2 separate regions of the Homo sapiens genome follow, and region 2 is linked to region 1. The links are chromatin contacts, found by Hi-C or POLR2A ChIA-PET in ENCODE. All regions are on one chromosome and are shown on one strand. Each heading gives the region's core, a stretch centred on a gene start or an enhancer-like site at or near the end of the contact. The rest is flanking DNA. Distances are from core to core; before and after follow the strand shown.

Region 1 (5,463 bases), core at 1,818-4,317:
AGCCTGGAGTGTAGTCCTGCTGAAGGCCAGAGACCACACACTCCACCCAGACTCCGGATCTCCCTCCCCAGCAGGGGGATGGAGGCCCTGCCGCTGGGAGTGCTGGTGTTATGTGGAAGGGCTGGGCTTCTCCAGGGCTCCTGGGAGGCCTAAACATCTTGCAAGGTTTTGACGTTAATTACTATTATGATTGCTTTCTGTGTGTTACTGTTTTCCCCACACTTTAGCCAGCTAATGTGGAGCTACAGAAGGCCCTCGCCCCTACCCCTCCAGATGTCCCAGCCCATGACAAGCAGGAAGGCCGGGTGCTGGGAGACTTCCTGGGGCTGGATCTGACATCATTCCAAGCAGATGATAACCTGCCTTCCCGATTTCCAAACCCACAGCAAGACACCCTGGAGTTATTTATAAATGCGAGCCCCTGGGTGCACTTCTGACGGGACCAGCACCCTGACGGCCATGAGAGGGTGGAGACAGCGCACCCCGAGCTCAGGGAGGCAGGAAACTCTGGACCTGGAGGCCGGGCACCATGAGGGACACGCTGCAGGCCCAGCTGCTGCCGCCTGGGGCGGGGCTGCCCTGCAGGCTCCGGGAAAACCCAGAACCAGGCCGGATCAGCGTGTGTCAAGAGGCGGGGCGTGAGAGATGAGCTGCTTTTTTTCTTCACAGGGTTGGCAGGAACTGCAAATAATAGAAAGTCTTTAGGGTCTAACACGCTGCCCTGAAAACACTATCATTACTTTCCTAATGACTAACTGTGTCTTTCAGCCGGCGGGGCAGGCAGCTGAGGCCGCAGGCTCCCGCAGAGGACCGGGGGAGGCTGGCAGCCTGTAATCTGGGGGCGCTGACAGTGCTCTGCCCAGACCCTCGCGCCAGCTCCAGCTCCAGCACAGCAGCCCTGGGTCCCTCTGGCCCCCTGCCCGCAGAGTCCAGGTGTGGCAGAGGCCGCCCAGTATCCCTTCTCCTCCTCCTTTTCTAAAAACAGAGTCTCACGATGTTTCCCATGCGGGTCTCCAACGCCTGGGCTCAAGCGATCCTTCTGCCTCGGCCTCCCAAAGCGTTGGGATTAAGGGGCGAGCCACCGCGCCCGGCCCACCTTCCCTTCTGGTTCATTTCCAGTAAGGTCCTGTCCACAGCGTCCTTCCCAGCATTCCCACCAGGCTGCAGGCCTTGGCCTCCCTCCCCTCCATTCTCATTCTCCCCGAAACCGCCAAGCGCGTCCAAAGCACGGGTTCGCCAAGCGCCCCCCCCGCCCCACTCCACATTCCCTTCCCCGCCGACTCAGCCTCCGTAGCTCGCGGACGGCCCCTCCTCACGCCAGCCCAGGCTTTTTTTTTTTTTTTTTCTTCTATTTTAAGGTTGTCTTTTAATGACACAAGCGACATTTGGAGACAAAAGGACACATCTCTTCCTGACCCACCTCCAACCCCAGCTGACGGCCGCCCTGAGCCTGGCGTAGACGGCCCGGAACGTTCCCTGCGTGGGTTCCGTCCATCCCGAACCCCTGTCCCCGCGCCGGCTCCGGGGGTGCTCGGGGGGCCGCGTGGGGTCTGTGACGTCGCCTCGAGGCTGCATCCCGGTGACCCGGCAGCCCCTGGCGCTCGCGGGAGGCGGGCGGGCGCGGACCCCAGGCTTTAGGGCGCGATTCCTGCAGCTGGCTGCCGGCCCGAGGTTCTGGGGTGTCTGAGGTCTCGGGCGGGGCGAGGACGTTTCTCCGGCTCAGCCCCCCCACCTCCTGCCCTGCCGCCCCCCACACCCAGCTCCCCACGGACGCCAAGAGGCGCCTCCCACCCCGGCGAGGACCCGCGGGGAAACGGGGCCCAGGCGCGGCGACTGCGGAGGACGCGCCTCGGCCCCAGCGCCCTGGTCCTCGGGGCGTCCGGCTGCCCTTGCCCGAGGCCGGGGCGGGCGCTCAGCGCCGCGGAAGAAACGCCCGGGCGGGGACGCACAGCGAGGCGGGCTCCGCGGGAAGTACCGGGAAAACGGCGCGGAGCGGAACAGCCCGGAGCCAGCCCAGAGAAAGGGCGGCCTCCCCCTGCAGCCCCCGGGGCCCAGCAACGCCCCGCCCCAGGCCACGGCACGCGAACGCCGGGCGGGCGGAGGGGACAGGGCGGCGGGACCAGCGCGGGGCGGGCAGCGTCTGGGCACAGGCTCACGAGCCGCTCGGGGCCCCTGCCCGCCGGGCGCTGCGGCCCCAGCCTCCGGGCCGGGGCCAGGCCCACAGAGAACGGGAAGCGGGCGCTGCAGGGGGACCTTCGGGGTTGCGGCACGGCTGGGAATTCAACGGCCATTCCCGTCCCGTCGGGCCCACCCGCCCGCCCGCCAAATCCCCGCCCACCGCGGATCCGCCCCGTCCACCAAGGTCTCGCTCACCAACGGCCCGCCCCGCCCACCACAGGCCTGGCCCGCCCACGAAGGCTCGCCCCGCCCATCCACGGCCCTGCCCACCACAGGCCCGCCCCAAGCCTGGGCCCCGCCCCAGCAAGGGCACTAATCCCCTAACCCCCGAGCCCCGCCCACTGCTCTTGCCCTTCTCCCGCCCGCCCCGACTTAGGCCTCTCCCCGGCCTGGCCTCCCGTACTCAGCCCCGCCCCTGCCCCGCCCCCACCCCACCCCAAATGTGACCTGCCCCTCCCACTGCCCGTCCCCTCCCCGCTTCACTTCATTAGGCCCCCGCCCCGATTCTTGCCCCGCCCGCTCAATGTCCCGCCTACGACCCCGCCCACTACTAGTGACCGGCCCGCCCGTTCGAGGCCCCGCCTCCTCCCCGCCCAATGCTCGGCCCCGCCCCGCGCGTCATTGGGCCAGGTCCCCGCCCCGCCCCCAGCCCCACCCCCGCCCCTTTGACTGGAGTTGGCTTTTTCCAGAGAACTTTCCGGGCTCGGATTGGCCGCGCCGGTTGATGTTCCGCCCTTTCATTGGCCCGCGGCGCCCGCTTTCGCGAGCCTGCCCTTGGGCGGGGGCGGGGCCGGCGGCGGCGCGCGGCGCTAGATTGGTTAGCGGCGCAGAGGGGCGGGCCCGCGCCGCGCGCAGCGCTCGGGCTGGAGCGCCTGAAGCCGCGACCGCCGCCTCAGCCGCCTCAGCCGCGGTCGCCGCCGCTTCGGCTGACTTAGGCTCCGCCGCCGCCTCCTCACCCGCCTCGCCCCGACCCCGCCCGGGCCTCCCGGCCTCTCCCCGCCGGCCCGCGGGCTCGCCGTCCGGCGCAGGGCAGGTGAGTGAGCGGTGGCGGGCGGGGTCGGGGTCGGGCGCCCTTGCGGGTTACGGGGACCCAGTCCCCGACGGAGGCCGAGTGACGGGGCGACCCCGGGCCGCGGCAAACTTCGCCCGAGCCGGGGCGGGCGGGGGTCCCGGGCTGGGTCGCGCCGTCCCCGACCGCCGCCGGCGCCTGCGGCGGCCCGGGGCAGCGAGGGGACTCGCGCTCCCTCAAGGTGCGGTCGCCAGGCCTGGCCCGCCCGCCTCCGCCCCCTCCCCAAATTCGGAAGTTGCGGCGGGAAGCCGAGAACGTCTCGGATGTGGGTCAGAAAACGTCTGGACTACTTGAGGCTTCAGTTTCAAAACGGCACAAATTTCATCTCTTGATTGAGAAGAGATCTGGGGAACACCCCGGAGCGGCCGCGGCGGCTGGAGGGCGGCGGGGCGGGGCGCGGGGCCTCCTCCCCCTGGACGGCCGCCGGGAGAGCGCGGCCTCACCCCTCGGTGACCCTGCGGAGAGCCGCGCGCGGGCGGTGGGGCGCGCGCAGGTCTCTCTTGTTGCTCGCTGTGTTTTATTTTAATTTTGGGGGTGGTTAGAACGTGTTTCTTATTGTCCCCACACGTGTTCTAATTGGAAGTCTTGTTTCGTGAAAGAGTTTTTTTCTTTTTTTTGCCTGGTGATGTTTTCCAATTCCCTCCGCGCCACTCTGAAGTATATTACTGGCATAAGAAATTTGAAAGTTAACCAAAAGTCGGGTCCTAAATCTCGTGGCTCGGGGTTGGTTATCTTCCACCGTCCTTCAGAGCAGCCTGGATTTGCAGGTCTTGTTAGCCCTCCATGTGAGCCAGTAGCACTCTTAGTTGTTGAGTGTTTGTAGAGTGGGATTCGCCAGAAGGAATCTTGAGCAGCAGGGCCTTGCGGAGAGGCCTTTAGAGATTAGACTGGGCAACTTATAGACTCCCCCCATTTCAAAAATATTCCTCTGGCACAGGCCCTCACATATCCCTCTGAAATTGAACTCACTTTCAGGGGCAAACTGTTGCCCTTTTTCTTTTCTTTGGACTTTCTCAGATGTGGATCCCAAAGGAGTGTGCAAGGGTGCTTCCCTATTTAAGAGAACTAACTCCCAGTCCTCCTCATATTCAAGAATAATTCATCATCTTAAAGCGTGTCAGAGATACCTATTTTGGCCCCAAAAGGAGTGTTTGTAGAACAGTGGCACTCTAAAGGGATCATTTGCAAGATCTGAAAGGACCTAATTGATCATCACACGACAGAAGCAGAAATAGTTCTGGTGTTTTCAGGCTTGGAGATCTGTCAGAAAACATGGGGCCTTAAAACTAACAAGTGCAGTGACCGACTAACTGATGTCTCACTTTCGAGCAGTATTTTTTTTTTTTGCTTGTATGTAGATGCTGTTGTTTATACAGTGCAAGTTCATTACGAATGGTTTAGAACTTACGTAGCTTCACGTATTTTCTTAGTTGATAATATTATAAGGTTTTGAAAAAGTTTTGATGATAAATGGGGTCTTTATAACTGAAAAAAATGGACTCTGTCTAGAATTCAGGGCTTTTTGGCTGGCGTTGCCCCAGGTGCTGCTGATTAGTGGTGCTTTTGGACCTCAAAACATCACTTTCCCAGATATCTTTATAATGCTCATGGTGGGGGAAAACCCACACAGCTTTGTGGTTACGTTTTTAGCTATTTATGCGAAAAAGTTCAACATATAGTTGTATTTTGCTAGCTGTTTTGAAGAAGCTATTCTTTACCCTATTGTTCTGAGGAGGCTGACAGCATGCTGCATTTATAAATTTGAAAAAGCCTCACGAGCTTCTTGAACCAATCTAGCTATTCAGATTTGGATTCTGTGTATCAGTTTTGATTATTTCAGTTCCTGTGTCAATGGCAGAATCATTTCTATTTTTACAAAAGTCTCATGGCTTTATTGTAAAGGTGAACACTGAAACAGATTTTAGTAGATGTAAGTTGTGTATCCTCTCAGTGAAGAAGGCAGTGCTTTGGGCCATAACCAAGGAAAATACTTGCTCATGTATTGGAATTGCCCCAACTTAAACATTAGAATAAATGCTGTAGATTTTGGGGCAGCTCTGATGTCTCAGCTCTCATCCCTGGTGGCAGTGACTCAGAGGCAAGGCGTCATGGGCCCGCTGTCCATGGTGCTGAATCCGTGTCACCTGTTTCTCTCTCTCTCTCTCTCTCTCTCTCTCTTTCTCTCTCTCTCTCTCTCTCTCTCTGTGTGTGTGTGT
Region 2 (5,463 bases), core at 1,719-4,218, 170 kb after region 1:
GTGAGTGATGAGTGAGTGGTGAGTGAGTGGTGAGTGATGAGTGAGTGGTGAGTAGTGAGTGATGAGTGGTGAGTGGTGAGTGAGTGGTGAGTGGTGAGTGAGTGGTGAGTGATGAGTGAGTGGTGAGTAGTGAGTGATGAGTGGTGAGTGGTGAGTGAGTGGTGAGTGGTGAGTGGTGAGTGATGAGTGAGTGGTGAGTGAGTGGTGAGTGAGTGGTGAGTAGTGAGTGATGAGTGGTGAGTGGTGAGTGAGTGGTGAGTGGTGAGTGAGTGATGAGTGAGTGGTGAGTGATGAGTGGTGAGTGGTGAGTGATGAGTGAGTGGTGAGTGAGTGGTGAGTGGTGAGTGAGTGGTGAGTGATGAGTGAGTGGTGAGTGGTGAGTCAGTGGTGAGTGGTGAGTGAGTGATGAGTGATGGGTGAGTGGTGAGTGATGAGTGAGTGGTGAGTGAGTGGTGAGTGATGAGTGAGTGGTGAGTAGTGAGTGATGAGTGGTGAGTGGTGAGTGAGTGGTGAGTGGTGAGTGAGTGGTGAGTAGTGAGTGGTGAGTGGTGAGTGAGTGGTGAGTGGTGAGTGAGTGATGAGTGAGTGGTGAGTGATGAGTGGTGAGTGGTGAGTGAGTGGTGAGTGGTGAGTGAGTGGTGAGTGGTGGGTGAGTGAGTGATGAGTGAATCTGAAGGCCAGGACATTACTGTGCACTGCTGTAGACTTCATAAGTACTGTACACTTGGGATATGCTAAATTTATGATATAACAAAATTTATTTCTTCAATAATAAATTAACCTTAGCTTACTCTAACTTTTTTGCTTTATAAACCTTTAGATTTATTTTTTAACTTTTGACTCTTTTGTAATAACGCTTAGCTTAAAACACAAACACATTGTATGCAGCTACGCCAAAATATTTTCTTTGTTTTTATAAGAATTTTTCATGTTTAAGATCCCCTTCCCCTTCCCCCTCCCCGTCCCCTGCCCCTCCCCTCCCTCTCCCTCCTCCCCCTCCTCCTCCCCTTCCCCCTCCCCTCCCCTCCCCTCCCCTCCCCTCCCCTTTTGTTAAAAACTGAGACACACACACACACTTTAGCCTAGGCCTGCACAGGGTCAGAATCGTGCATGCCACTGTCTTCCACCTCCACGCCTTGTCCCGCTGGAAGGTCCTCAGGGGCAGTAACAGGCGTGGAGCTGTCCTCTGCTGTGATCACAGTGCCTGCTTCTTGACACCTCCTGAGAGACCTGACTGAGGCTGTTCTATGTTAACTTTTTTTTTTTTAATAAATAGAAGGAGTACACTAGAATAATGGTAAAAATATAGTATAGTAAATACACAAACCAGTAACACCATCGTTTATTATCATCGTCAGGTATTACTATTGTAAGTAATTGTACGAGTTACGCTCTGATGTGACTGGCAGGGCAGCAGGTGAGTTTACACCAGTATCACCACAGGCGTGGGGGGAGCCAGCTGCACTCCTTCCTAAGGAGGCCACAGCGTTGCAGGGTGATGGGACTTTTCAGCTCCATTCTAATTTTAAGGGACGGCTGTGGTATATGGCACGTCTGTTGTTGCCTGAAATGCCGTTGTGTGGCACGTGACTATATATGCTACGCTGTTAAGAATTTGGGGTGTTGTGTTTGTTGTTTTTGGTTTTTATTTCTGCAGGCATCTAATTTACCGAAACTTCATGTCATGGCTCGGTCGAACTTTGTCAAGGAAAGTCTTCACTATCCCTTCCTCTAGAACTTAACGTTGTCCTCCTCCTAAGGTGTAGCCTTTCATGGGTCTCAAGTGAACACCCTGGATGCTGAGTGAGGGGCCTCCACTGTGGCTGTGAGCAGTCCCCGCCTCGTGGTACCACATGACATTTAGCGTGTCTGTTCACCTCATACTCCCCAGTAGTTCTGTCTCTCTCTGCCATTCCTCATGGAGTCCTTGCGTGCACAGCATAGTATTTGGCCAACATCTTCCTGCAGTTTGGGGGCCCCGTCTCCTCTTAGCTCTTGCCTCTGCTGTCCCCATCTCCCATATTCCAGCTGCTGCCGCAGCCCCCATGCTTGCCTTTTGTCCTCAGCCCCCCAGCGAGGCAGCAGCTTGTGTGTGTGCTGCACTGCCGTGAGCAGCAACTTGACAGTGGACGCAGCTAGAAAGCAGCCGGCGAGGAGCTCAGCGTGTGTCTCCGCCGGGTGAAAGATCACAGTCCTGCACCCTGCTGTGCAATGCTCGAACACACTTGCTTCTTATTTCTGTCCAATTCTTAAGGTTTTTACTGTGGGATCATAAGTCCTTACTCCTTCATGGTTGGAATCAAAATCCAAAACCTTGTGGTTTCCATTTTCAGTTGATGATATCCTTATGAACTCAGGATTTATTTCACTTTTGAAAAGTTAATAGTCTTTATGTTTTAGGGCAATTGTATTCTACAATACAGAAAAATTATTGGAAAGTATAGAGCGTGCCACCTCCTCCCCTCATACAGAGCTTCTCCTGTTACGTACATCTTGCCTCAAGTGTGGTACAGTCAATGAACCAATATTGGTACATTATTATTATTATTTTTTGAGACAGAGTCTCGCACTGTCGCCCAGGCTGGAGTGCAGTGGTGCGATCTTGGCTCACTGCAACCTCCACCTCCCGGGTTCACACCATTCTCCTGCCTCAGCCTCCCGAGTAGCTGGGACTACAGGTGCGTGCCACCAAGCCTGGCTGATTTTTTGTATTTTAATAGAGACGGGGTTTCACCTTGTTAGCCAGGATGGTCTCGATCTCCTGACCTCATGATCTGCCCGCCTCGGCCTCCTAAAGTGCTGGGATAACAGGTGTGAGCCACCGCGCCGGCCTGGTTCATTGTTATTCACGGATGGTCATAGTTTGCATTGGGGCTCACTGTGTTGAACACAGGTTTTGACAAGTGTCCAGTGACACGTGTCCCTGTCATTACTGTGTCATACAGAAGAGCTCCACTGCCCCCATGCGCTTCACGTACTCACTCCTCCCGTCCCTGAAGCCCCTGGCAACCACTCATGTTTTTATTGTCACTATAGTTTTGCCATTTGCAGAATGTTTTGTAAGAAACTGCCACAGTTTTGTAAGAAACTGCCAAACTACCTTCCCAAGTGGTTGCATCACTTTGCAAACTAAAATCTCTCTAACCGTGAGATCTATTAGTCATGCTCCTTGGTATTTACTCAAAGGATTTGAAAACTTCAGCCTACACAACAACCTGCACACAGATGTTTATAGCAGCTTTGTTTATCATTGCCAACACTTGGAAGCAACCAAGACATCCTTTAGTAGGCAAATGAATACACCAGTGGTGCATCCAGACAGTGGAATATGATTCAGCACTACAAAGAAATGAGCTGTCAAACCATGAAGTGATGCGGAGGAACCTTGAATGCGTGTTACTTAGTGAAAGAGGCCAGCCTGAAAAGGCTGCATGCTATACGATTCCAACTATATGACATTCTGGAAAAGACAAAACTATAAAAATAGTATAAAGATCAGTGGTTGCCAAGAGTTGGGCGGAGAGATGGATGTGTAGGTGGATCACAGAGTACTTTTACTACAGGGAAAATACTCCGGGTGATGCTGTAATGGTGGATGCGTGTCATTACACATTTGCCCAAACCACAGAGTACAGCACCGAGCGTGAGCCCTGCTGTGAACTCTGGACCTGGGGGGTGGTGATGTGCCCACATGGGTTTGGTTGTGACTCATGTACTGCTCTGGTGGCGGGCTGTGGGGGATGGGCCGTGGGGGATGGGGGTATATAGGAAATCTCTGTGTTTTGTGCTCAGTTTGCTGCTCTAAAAAATAAAACCTAAACAAAGCAGTCGGAGTCCCTGAAGACTGTCCTGTGACAGAGCAGGAAGGGCTCCCTTAGCTCTGAGGGAAAGCGCTGGTTATGTATTTGCTCTTCTCCCAAGAACACACAGTCTAATTTTGATCCTCTTTACAGACGGGATGAAGGGCATGTTCATCAAGTAAGCGGATGCAGGTGCAGAGACCACACCTGGCACGACACTGCCGTTGGGCACCCCAAGGCCGAGGCCGGCAGCCACTGTTGTCCCCAGAGTCCATCTGGTTTCTAGAGTGGAAAATGGAAAGGGGTCAAACCGCCCACGCAGCCCTGAAGTCCTTGATGGTAGTGTAGATTCTACAGTCTTCCCCAGGTGCTATCTTGGCTGAGGTGGGGAAGGCTCCTGGGGACTGTACTTGGCCTTTTCTGCCTTAATATCCTGCTCAAGGCCGGGGCCAGAGGGCTTGTCTGGCAGCTGCTGGGCGCCTCTGTCCAGTGCTGTACCAGAACGTCTAGCAGATGGGTGTGCGGGCACAGGGCCTCTGCCAGATGGACTCGGGCCAAGCTCCGTCTGTCATGTTAATTGTGGGTCCATGATGGTGTCTGAGTCCCCTGGAGTGGGCAGGAGCTCAGGCCCCAGACCCAGCCATTGTCTGAAGGTCCAGGGCCTGGCCACTCACTCTGCCCATCATGCTGTCACTCCAGGCAGTTACTCAGGCCCGCTGGGGAAGGTGGGGTGAATGTTTGCTCTACACCGCAGGACTGTTGCGGGTCTTCCCTGGAGACTGGGTCTCCGTTTCAGCCACTGGCTCTGACCCATGGACCAGCTCAGACCTCATCTCCTCTGAAGGGAGTGGCGCTGGCCTTTTCCTGGCTCTCGGCTATGTGTGGGATGATGCTGGCCTTCTCCCGGCTGTCAGGTGTTTTTGGTGTGTCCATGTCAAGTGTATCCGTCCTGGGAACACCCAGTCCGGCTGCCATGGCAGTGGGCACCACGGGCCAGCACACCTTTGCTGCCTGTGAGGTCGTTGCGCCTACCTGGCCCCATGGGCCCCATTTTATCTCGTCGCTTTGCTGTCTGGGAACTTTGTCACCCACGGATAGGAGTGCCAGGCCCAGGAGGATGTCACGCAGTGTTGGCACTTCAGCTTGGCTGCTGTTCTCCCACAATCCTTGTGAGGGCCTGTGATGACCCAGGTCAGGATAGGACAGGTGGCTTGGGTTCTGCGGGCCACACGGTCTGCAGTGTGCGTGGCCTTGACCTGGTGCTGGAAGGCAGCTGCAGACCACGAGTCAAGGAGGGGGTGAGACTGTGCTCCGGGGAAACGTGGATTGTGGATATGGGCAGCCAGCGGGGCCTGCAGACCCCTGGGTTAGAGCCAAGCCCCAGAGGCACCTTGGTTTCTGAGAAGCCAGAGGAGGGAGTTCCTGGGACCTGGGGGATGACCATGGACCTCTGCTGCCACCTCGTGGCAGGGCTGACGTATCTGAGCCACGTCCTTTTCTCCCGGTTTAGAAATATCCTGGTGGGAGGCGCTTTTTCATCCTTGCAGCAGACAGGCAGCTCTGTTGGCCACACGATCTGGGCTGTGTGCCCCGCCTTCAGCAGAGGCCCTCAGGACCCTGCGGGATACAGCCTCGAGAGGACAGAGCCTCAGACTCTGAAGGC

The links. Hi-C counts contacts between places; a loop is a spot of excess contacts on that map. ChIA-PET counts read pairs that join two places held with the same protein, here RNA polymerase II (POLR2A). Pooled maps may share reads with other maps.
Region 2: a loop to region 1 is called in a map of PC-3, with 9 times the contacts of the local background. The contact joins the enhancer-like site here to the promoter of PCBP3 in region 1. A Hi-C loop is called at or near these places in 10 of 168 maps with a recorded cell type or tissue (A673, CD14-positive monocyte, CD4-positive, alpha-beta T cell and 6 more), 7 of 37 single-sample maps with no recorded cell type and 21 of 50 pooled maps. POLR2A ChIA-PET finds 5 or more read pairs at or near these places in 1 of 52 experiments (activated naive CD4-positive, alpha-beta T cell).

What each region holds. Positions count from the first base shown.
Region 1 is chr21:45,640,658-45,646,120 of GRCh38, forward strand. PCBP3 (poly(rC) binding protein 3) reads left to right here and starts at 3,068. Exons shown (of 18, transcript NM_001384156.1): 1 at 3,068-3,211. RefSeq lists silencers at 2,273-3,262, 3,583-3,722.
Region 2 is chr21:45,815,488-45,820,950 of GRCh38, forward strand. The region is part of intron 4 of PCBP3 (poly(rC) binding protein 3); the gene reads left to right. Among named protein-coding and RNA genes, the nearest start is that of PCBP3-AS1, 18 kb to the right of the region's middle. RefSeq lists enhancers at 1,520-2,021, 2,022-2,521. Within about 2 kb of position 2,969, at least 3 of the 41 ENCODE cell types and tissues checked have a DNase peak (open chromatin) inside an H3K27ac peak, as active enhancers do; they include CD14-positive monocyte and PC-3, where a contact is called at or near this core.